Linked DNA regions of Homo sapiens: region 1 is linked to region 2. The links are chromatin loops, found by intact Hi-C in ENCODE. Cell type or tissue: endothelial cell of umbilical vein. All regions are shown on one strand. Region 1 overlaps NFIA (nuclear factor I A). Region 2 overlaps NFIA (nuclear factor I A).

Evidence for each region. A loop is a pair of places that touch in the nucleus more often than their neighbours do. Peaks named below come from ENCODE experiments on the same cell type or tissue, not always from the same donor. Only the 100,000 strongest peaks of a DNase experiment are listed, where the experiment ranks them.
Region 1: a loop joins it to region 2, with 1.9 times the contacts of the local background. A loop is called at or near these places in 5 of 110 quality-filtered maps.

The regions. Positions count from the first base shown.
Region 1 is chr1:61,130,057-61,135,056 of GRCh38, reverse strand. The region is part of intron 2 of NFIA (nuclear factor I A); the gene reads right to left. Among named protein-coding and RNA genes, the nearest start is that of NFIA, 50 kb to the right of the region's middle. In endothelial cell of umbilical vein, no CTCF peak of the experiment used is centred here; DNase peaks (open chromatin) are centred at 2,156 and 3,126; H3K27ac peaks cover 1,497 bases.
Region 2 is chr1:61,285,731-61,290,730 of GRCh38, reverse strand. All of the region lies in intron 3 of NFIA (nuclear factor I A), which reads right to left. Among named protein-coding and RNA genes, the nearest start is that of NFIA-AS1, 35 kb to the right of the region's middle. In endothelial cell of umbilical vein, no CTCF peak of the experiment used is centred here; DNase peaks (open chromatin) are centred at 1,000 and 2,800; H3K27ac peaks cover 2,843 bases.

The sequences.
Region 1 (5,000 bases), 160 kb after region 2:
AAAAAATAAATGTGGGAAAAGAATGGGTGTAAAGCCTCGAGTTGTTCCAAAAATAAAAAGTAATTGTCCTAATGACGCCATCTTTTCTCTTTGTCAATACCATTCTATTTTCTTTTCAGTTGCTATCTTCTTCTCTTCCAGATGTGCAACTCTGGGACATATTATTATTACAACACATAAGCATATGCATATATACACTTGTTTAAAAAAATTTGTTTTTATTTATGATAATAGAGACAGGGTCTCCCTATGTTGCCCAGGCCTGTCTTGAACTCCTGGACTCAAACAATCCTCCCACCTCAGCCTTTCGATGTGCTGGGATTACAAGCATCAGTAACCTCATCCAGCCTAAAAAGTAAATTATAGCTAATTCTACGACACAGACTTTAGTTTACTATGTTAAAATGCATGATTATCAATCCACCATAATAACAACTAATAAATACTTCAACTTAGTCATCAATCTTAAGAGTGGTCATAACTAAAAGACTCTAAGTCATATGTTATAGCCTGTATAGTTCAAACAGGTAAGAAAGTTCATGAGACATGTAAGCAAGATTTCTGAGTCCCACAGAGTAACATGGACATGAGAAAACAGCAGACCCCGCTTTCCACTACAGCCTGACTCACCACCTTTTACTGATTTACTGGAGGTAATGGAATACAGAGGCTTAGTAAGAACAGAGGAGAGCTGTGCATAATGGGATTTAAATAATCTGATTTTCCTAAGAAAAGAAATTGAGAAGCAAAGAGATAAAGGATTTTCTGTACACACACACACACACACACACACACACACACACACACACACTCACACACACAGTCTGTAAAGCACCCTGTAGTTTCCAAAGCATTTTTGTATCCCTCAGATATCATTTAATCATCAAAAAAACCCACAAAAGGCAAGGAGAGCAGATACTATTATTCCTCTTTTTGTTTTTTGTTTTTGAGACAGAGTCTTGCACCGTCACCCAGGCTGGAGTGCTCACTGTAACCTCTGCCTCCTGGATTCAAGCGATTCTCCTGCCTCAGCCTCCTGAGTAGCTGGGATTACAGGCATGCACCACCACGCCCGGCTAATTTTTGTATTTTTAGTTAGAGAGATGGGGTTTCACCATGTTGGCCAGGCTGGTCTGGATCCACCCCCTCAGCCTCCCAAAGTGCTAGGATTACAGGTGTGAGCCACCGCACCCAGCCCCTATTATTCCTTTAAGAGACAGGGTCTCACTATGTTGCCCAGGCTGGAGTGCAGTGGCTATTCACAGGCACAATCGTAGCCCACTACAGCCTCAAACTCCTGGGCTCAAGTCATCCTTCCACCACAGACTCCTGAATAGCTGGGCTAGTCCCAGTTTTTTATAAAAAACAGAGGAGCAAAGAAGTTATGTGATTTCAGCAACAATATATTCTTGATTAATGGCAGTGATGGAACCAGACTCCAAGTTTTCTGAATTCTAGTCTAATGGTACCCCCACTAGGCAATGCTGTCAATTTACATTCATTTTGTTCACTCAACAAATATTTACTGAGTACCAGTTGTATGTCAGGCACTGTTCTAGACACTGGGAAAACAAAGAGTGAACAAGACTAGTAAGTTCCCTTCCTCATAAAACATTCTAGTGTACATATGCATGTATTTATAATAACTATAGTTTAATATATATGGCTTTTCATACACTTTTCTATACCAGCCAGTTTATGAGACTCATTAAAAATTAAGACCACATATAAATATTTATTATTTTTTAAGAACTGCATTCATTAGGTCAACAGAGAAAAAAAAAAACTCCAGCCACTCCCGCCTCCCTTCCTTCCTCATTCCTCCACACAGCTAGCCTTTTAAAACAATCTAAGTAAACAGCAAAGTAACATCTATTTGAGTTACACATTGGTTCACATGCTGAGAAGAAGAAAAAAAAATGCCTATAAAAGTCTTTAGAAAAAGGAGAGGTTCAAAATTATGGAGAGGGCTTTTTTACAGGATCGTTTTAAGCACACACAGGATCTTAAAGAATGCACATGGACATCTTGTTTGGAAAAAGTTTATTCTTTTTTCCTTCGTCTTTTTAATCTACACAAAGCACAGTCTTAAAAAGCCTGGGTGGGGGGGGCAGTGTCTGCTCCCCATCTCTAGGTCTGTTGCTGAATGAAAGATCGACAGGAAATTAACGCAGTGGTAGGGAGTTGCTTGCCAAGAGTGAACTCTGAAACAAAAGACCCACTATTGTGTAAGAAAATCTGACATCTATACCCTCAGCCATGTTCTAAACTTCGGTAATCCTTTAGTATGATCTATGATTTGTTATAAGTTTTTAACATGTATATCTAAAGTGTTGTGTTACTCCTCATCTTCCAACTCCTCCTGAAAAAGAAACAGATTTTAGTTTCTTTGGTTCTTTTCTTCTTCCATCCCTTTTCTCCTTAATTGTCTTTTTAGCCAGCAACAGAGTTAGTCAATGAATTCAACCAGCTTCCTTCTTTCACCAGCCATGCCAAAAGACACTATCTTTGTGGCTTAAAGGATTTCAACTGCTCCCAAGTTATCTGAACTTATGGTACTTGAGGTTTGTTGTTTTGGACTGATGTTTAAGAAAATGCTCATTTCTTGATCCATGAGTGAACCTGACATGGCGGTATTTCCTCATTTCTAACAGTTTTCATAACATTAATATCGTGAAAAGAATACTGAAACTGATGGTGGAAGTCTGTAATCTAAGAATCTAAAACTAAACCACGTCCTCCTCGGGTGGATCCAGGAAGCATGATCCATTTATGGGATGAAGTTAAAAGGGGAGATTTCTTTTAGTAATGGGAGTGGACAGGCTGGCTTGACGTTCAGTGCTGATCTCTCAGATAACTTTTCTGAGGGATTTTCCTCATTCTTTTTTGACCAAATGACATAACCAAAGCTTAGCATATCTTCAGTGCTAATCTCAACAAGCAAATTGGGTTTACTTCATTTCTACCAATTGGCTTACCTATATATAATTTTTTCTACAGAAGTGTATAAAATTTTGACCTACCAAAACACAATTATGTTCCTCTGCTATTTAAATAGGTGCCAGTAAAGCCAGGAGTAGGAACAAGTCACCAAAGTATCAGCTGTAGAGGTTTTCTGGGCACACTCCAAAAGTCTACATCTGCTTGGCAACAATTCAGTGAAGAGATATGGTTACTCTTTTAACAGTAACAGAGCTTTCCCAGGCTTCAATGTATGAAAAACAGCTTGGTCTGTATCAGAAAAAAATTCAACCAGATCTGCAAAAATCACATACTTACTATCCTGACTGATCAACTTAAAAATTATTGCCATAAATGAAACCAAAATCATTAATGACATAGTTATCATAGAGTAGCCTGTTCACATGGTTTGAGAGTCCAAGTGGGAATCTTTTTTTTTTCCTTTTCTTTTTGCAACATAAACACTTAAGCATTTAGTGATAAAATATTAAAAGCTAGAGGCTCCAGATCCAATGAGTACAAGTTGCTGATATAGCATCATATACCAAGGAAAGGTGTCAAGCATGCTAAAATATGTCTGTAGCTTAGACATTAGGGGCCCTACTCTTCCCCTAATATGCTTGCCTTGTTCCTACTGTCCACAGTTAAATGCACACATCAGCACTAAAATGCATCCCCTTAAAATCTAGGGAGGAAATTCAACACATCTATGTCAATGAACAAAGTAATTGTCACATTTATTCACTACAAACAACAGATCTAGACACTGTTTTTAATTATAACATTAATTGATCTTTTGTAATCACTAATTAGAATGATAACATCACATTTAGTTACTTTCCTAGCCAGAGTGAACTTCCAGTTGCTGGAAAATGCATCAGTGAAGAAGAGGGTGAGGTGTACAAAAAAGAAAGATTTAGCAAAAAAAAAAAAAAAAGTCATACTATTTTTTTTAAAAGAAATGTTTTACCACAGTCAAGCACATTTTATATTTTAATTAATCTTGCTTCGTGTGAAGATTTCATTTAGTCTCTTTGCAATTAGAGTTCATATTGGTATTATATAAAATGTTGCCCCACTGTTGTGAAATTAGGAACAAGGAAGACTAGATTGATGACCAGAAAAGCTACCTTTTGTGCCTTGAGGAAAAAAGAAACGTCTTATGAATCTGTCATAGCCCTAGTCTGTGAGAAATGTAAAGGACTTTAATGGGTATTTTAGTAGAACCACTTAAAATTAAGTGATGAATTGGAATGGGAAAAGTTATTCCAATAAAAGCAAACAAATTAACTAACCTGACCTTGGTCCACATAAAAGATTCATTTTCTTAATGGAAACAAACTATTTGAGTCTAGCTCAGGTTTAACCACTGAAGTGTATGTGGAACCTAAATTAAGCTACAGAAACGTACGCCCCCCCACACACTCAGGTGCACACACACAGGGAGGTAAGAGTTCTTACAGCTTCGCAATTTGCCACTGGCGTGGTCTAGTAAGACCCACTTCTACAATGATTACCATATGAGTCAGAAACCTGTTAAGACCCAATTAACAAAAATGTTATGCATCACTGATGCATGTTTTGTCCAGAGCTTAATTCCATCGTTTTCCTAAATAAATTCTGTCTTTTCTACTCATTAACTTTCTCTTCCCTTGGGTACAAGTACCAACTTCTCTCCTATGTTGTTTAAAAAGGTTACAGAAGATCTGAAAGTTACAGGGCAATGTGTCTGTCTTTTTGTCCATGACTTAAAAAGAGTAAGATGACATCTGTCTGTTGTACATTTGGTATCTCTGATGCCGTAAAAACCACTAGTCTCCCTGATTTCACTAACAGTCTGAGAGGTAACATAATGTAAACCCCAGACAACTGGAAACAGCCTGGTTTTTTTCTCTTCTTCCTACCTGAATAACCAAAACTGTTTTAATACAAAGTAGAAGTGATTGCTGAGTAAGTCATTCTGGAAGCATAAGAAAAGCTTAGAGTGTAGGCTGGTAAGACTATCATGCTTGAAGCAATCACTGACATTGACTTTAGCT
Region 2 (5,000 bases):
GTGTTGCAAATCCACTAGAATTGAAAGGACATAGACGTTCTGCACTGCTACTTTTAGAACTGGCTCAAGCTCGGACAACAAGGTGCTTCATTTTCCTTCTTTCTATTGTTTAGGATCCTACTGAAGAGTTCAAAGCTGTAACAATGCATTAAACTGAAAAGCTTTCAGTGTGGGTAGCATTTGTAATTTTAAAAGAAGATAAACCTCTCTATGGAGTTAACATGATCTGTGAATGTGGGACCTGCTAGGAATCAGATATCCTAATGAACTTTGTCTTGCTCACTTGAAATGGAGAATTAACCAATTCTTTTAAATAATTCAGAAATCTAAAATGAAAGGAATGGGGCACAAATTTCTATTGTACTGCACAAAAAATGGGGAATGAAAAGAAACATTTTATGTTTTCAGTAAAACTATACTCCTAAATCTTTTGCAACGGAAACACTTTTAAATTTATTGGCAATCATAATTGTTTTATGCCATCTAACAAACATAATGGCATCTGGTATAAATACCTTGCAACTAACCTCATTTTATAGTCTCCACCTCCAGCAGAAAAATCAAATGAAAACTCAGTCCATTGTTTAAAAATATCTATTAAAGTACCATATACTCATAATACTTGAGACTGTAGAAAAAAAGAACAAAGTGTTCATAAAAAAATAAGAATGTAATTTTTCTATAAAGATGTATATTTTGTCAAAAAAAAAAAAAAAAGAAACTTAAAAAGAAGATGTCCCTGGCACCTAGTTCATGTCTATGAGGCAATGAGGTGGATGAGAGAGAAGGCGAGCTACATTTTATTGAGTATCTATTTATGGATTGTTGCAAGTGCTCAGCACTTTCCACATATCTACATCCAGACATATAATCCACACAGAAACAGTCCTGTTAGTTCTGAGGATGTAGTTAAGCCTGTGGGTGCCTGAACAAGGCTGAGGCAGATACCTGGGAAGATGAGATAAGAAATAAAGGAAGAGATGACAATCCTAGATGAGAGCAAAACAAGAGGAAGGAAAAGGAACTAACGTTGTTTGTGCTCAGAACAAAACAGCAACGAAAACACATTTCCTGGGAAGGTGATGACATCGCACCTTATACATTAGAAAATAAAAGTTTAAGAGTTTAAATAACTTGTTCAAATTTATACAATCAATACATTATAGAACCAGAGTTTGAATTCCATTCTTTCTCTAATAGAATGCCATGGTTAAGCAGTTAAGACTCTGGACTTAGAGTTGAGTCTGAATACCCTTTATGCCTTCTTGACTGTAGGACAAGCTACTTAAATTCTTTGTGTCTCAGTTTCCTAATCTGTAAAATGGGCACACTAATAGCACCTACCTCCATAGGATTATATTAAGATGATATAAGATCATGAATATAGAACTCAGCACAGTGCATGGCTCTGGTGGCCATGAATAAAAATGGTCCACCCTGACCACCTGTTGCAAGGAACATGGTTGCCTAACAGGGCTGCTCCTCTGAATCCACCACCACATTTGCTTAAAGGCCACACTTCCTCCAGGCTGTTTCCAGCCAATAACTGAGGGGGAGGATACCAACACAGACCCATTCCTATAAAACACAGAATTCTTCCAACAGGGGACTTAAGCTCAGGGACTCTCCATTGGCATGGTCAAAATTTTCTTAGAAGCTTACTCCAGGCGCAGTGGCTCACACCTGTGACCCCAGCACTTTGAGAGGTTGAGGCAGGTGGATCTCTTGAGCCCAGGAGTTTGAACCCAGCCTGGACAACATAGTGAGACCCTCGTCTCTACTAAAAATACAGTAAATTAGCTGGGCTTGGTGGCGTGTGCCTATAGTCTCAGCTATTTGGTAGGCTGAGGTGGGAGCATCACCTGAGCCTGGGAGGTTGAGGCTGCAGTGAGCCATGATCATACCACTGCACTCCAGCCTAGGCAATGGGAGTGAGAGCTCTGGGATTCTTCCAACCCAATCTCTCATTCTTCCCTCCTCCTTTCCCACCTGTCAGAACTGTACTGCAGCCTAAAAGTTCTCTCAATCTACTCTTGCTCTGTCCCCCTTTATATTTGATAGGTATTGCCCCAATAAATCTCTTGTCCTATCAGGACATATTATTCTTGGAGGACCCAAACTAACATACTGGCACACAGAAAGTCCACAATGATTGTGAGCTACTATTATGATTATTATCACCAAAAATCATTATTTTTGTTATTATCTGGCTTTAAGCCTAATAGAGTTTAACCCTATTTCCAAAATTGTTTTCCTTGAATCTGTGAACACTATTCTTTTTTAAAGCAGGAGGATTCAAAGGTTACACTATATTTCTTTAACATGTTCAAACAAGATTTGTCATACCTAGCAAAGTTGTCCCAATTACAGATGAAAACATATACATTTATCATTCCATATTGCACATGAAAAATATGGCCCCTTCTATTTTCAAGTTTATCAGAAATGCCATTTCTCTACTTCACCTTTGGATGTGCGAATTCCAAATGCTCTATTATTTGACTGATTTCCTATTTTCATCATCTTTCGTGAGTAAATGGTCTGCCAGTAACTGGATGTATGGGCTCACACAGTGTCGCAGTGGCTTACTCAATTAATACACGACTAATTAAACTTATACACTCACTTGCATGGGCTGAGTGGCTCTCAACTATTATATTGTACCTATTGACTGTGCCTCACAAGTGGTTTATTGTTCCAAGAAAACTACTGGGCTAGGTACCAGCAGATGCGGAAGGAATGGAATTTAAGCAGCCAAGTCACTAGAACTTTGTAGTACTCTTCCCAGATTTCATTTTCAGTGGGTTAAATTCCAGTGGTTTGACCTTTTGTGATCAGTGAAATCATCACAGACTAATCAAACCTTTTCATACACTGCTGTTACTATTGCCTATGTAACCTCCACAGGAATATGTGGAGAATTACAACTGGTTGCCAGATAAAATACAAAACTTGGTCTAGACAAACAATGAATACTTTGTTTGTGTAAGTATATTTCACGCAGTACTAAAAAATTATTCACTGTTTATCTGAAACTCAAATTTAACTTGGCATCTTGTTTTTTTTGGGGGGGGTTGGGGACAGTCTTGCTCTGTCACGGGTTTTGCCATGTTGCCCAGGCTGGTCTCAAACTCCTGGCCACAAGTGATCTACCTGCCTTGGCCTCCCAAAGTGCTGGGATTACAGGTGTGAGCCACCATTGTGCTACATCTGGCAACTATTTAGGAACAAAATCCACCTTCATGGTGAATGTATGTGAGACCTGGGGGTTATAATCTAATGGGGTCACGAGAGCAGGGGTAAGCTGAAACTCCACAGATTTCGACCTCCATTTTGAGAAATAATTGTTTACACAATTGGGTATGTGAAACCAAATATTATTCCATGCAAGTAACTTGGCTTTTAGTAATATGCACGAGGGAAAACCTTTGGAGGTACTAAAAGATACTGCCATGACAAATCAGAGTCTCATTCCTTAACAATGCTATGAATGAGGTCTTTGTGTACAACTCCACACTAAACTCTGTCTACTTTGCTTCCCACTGAACACTCATTATCTAGAACAGTGACTATCACAGTGTAGGGGATCAGGACATATCTACTGTACCAAGAAATGAATGGACTCATATGTGCATTCTTCCAGAGTATACCATGGCTTTTCAAGGATGTGCCATATCTTTTCCTTGGCTTACAAGATCCAATATGATTTGCCTTCCTGCTACTCATCTGCAACTATTCTCTCCCTTGTTTGTACCCTTCAAGCCACACCAACCCCCTTAGTGTTCTTCCAGCATGTCTCAGGGCTGTTATATTTAATGTTCCCTCTTCTTAGAATAAAAGTCCCTAATATCTGCATAATTCACTTCTTTGACTTCATTAGGACTTAACTCAAATGTCAACACATCAGAAAGGCCTTCCTTTACCACCCTTTATAAGACAGTACCCACATCCTCCCTTCTTTAATCCCTTATATTGCCTTATTTTCTTTTATAATGTTTGATGCCACTTGGCATGTGACATGTGTATTAATCAGCTGATTGTCTGTCTCCTTCCCCAAGAAGGTAAGCTAAATTAAGAGTAGGATTTTCTGTTTTGCTCAGTGTGATGCCTAGAACATGCCTGGTTCTTAGAGTGTATTTGATAAATACCTGTTGAATGAATGAACGAACAAATGGTGTCTTTTCCCTTTTACTAGACTATCAGGTTCTCAAGAGCAGGATGTCTGCTCTATCTCTGTATTCCCTTAACACATCCAATACCTAGTCCAAATATATCCAGCAATTCTATTTTTTTTTTTTTTTTTGAGACAGAGTCTCGCTCGGTCACCCAGGCTGGAGTGCAGTGGCGCAATCTCTGCTCACTGCAAGCTCTGCCTCCCAGGTTCATGCCATTCTCCTGCCTCAGCCTCCTGAGTAGCTGGGACTACAGGCGCCTGCAACCACACCCGGCTAATTTTTTTTTTTTTTAAGTAGAGACAGGGTTTCACAGTGTTAGCCAGGATGGTCTCAATCCCCTGACCTCGTGATCCGCCTGCCTTGGCCTCCCAAAGTGCTGGGATTACAGGCGTGAGCCATCCTGCCCGGCCTATCCAGCAATTCTTAAGAATGATCTGTTAAATTACTTATGAGAAAATTGAGGTACAAGTCTTTAAGTGACTTGGACAACTGATTTTCCCTTAACAGACGCTCAGTGTCAGGCTTTTAATGGCAAGTCTCTTTTGCTAATTTGACCTATTCGGAAGCTGTGATTTGGCTTCTTCTTGTTCATCTCTGAGTTTACAAGTGCTACTTGCTGAGAAGCTCTCTGGTTGTAAAATACCTACAGAGATCTAAGAAAACACTGACTTTCCTTCGTGGAAAGATTGTTGAAAAGCTATTCCTATTTTGCCGAGCCTTGCCACAATATCCTTACATTTCTCTTTTTGGATATTCACCATATGATGCCTGTGGATAAGCCATATGAGACTCCCTGGTTCCCTTTGGGTTAAAATCAACCAAGTA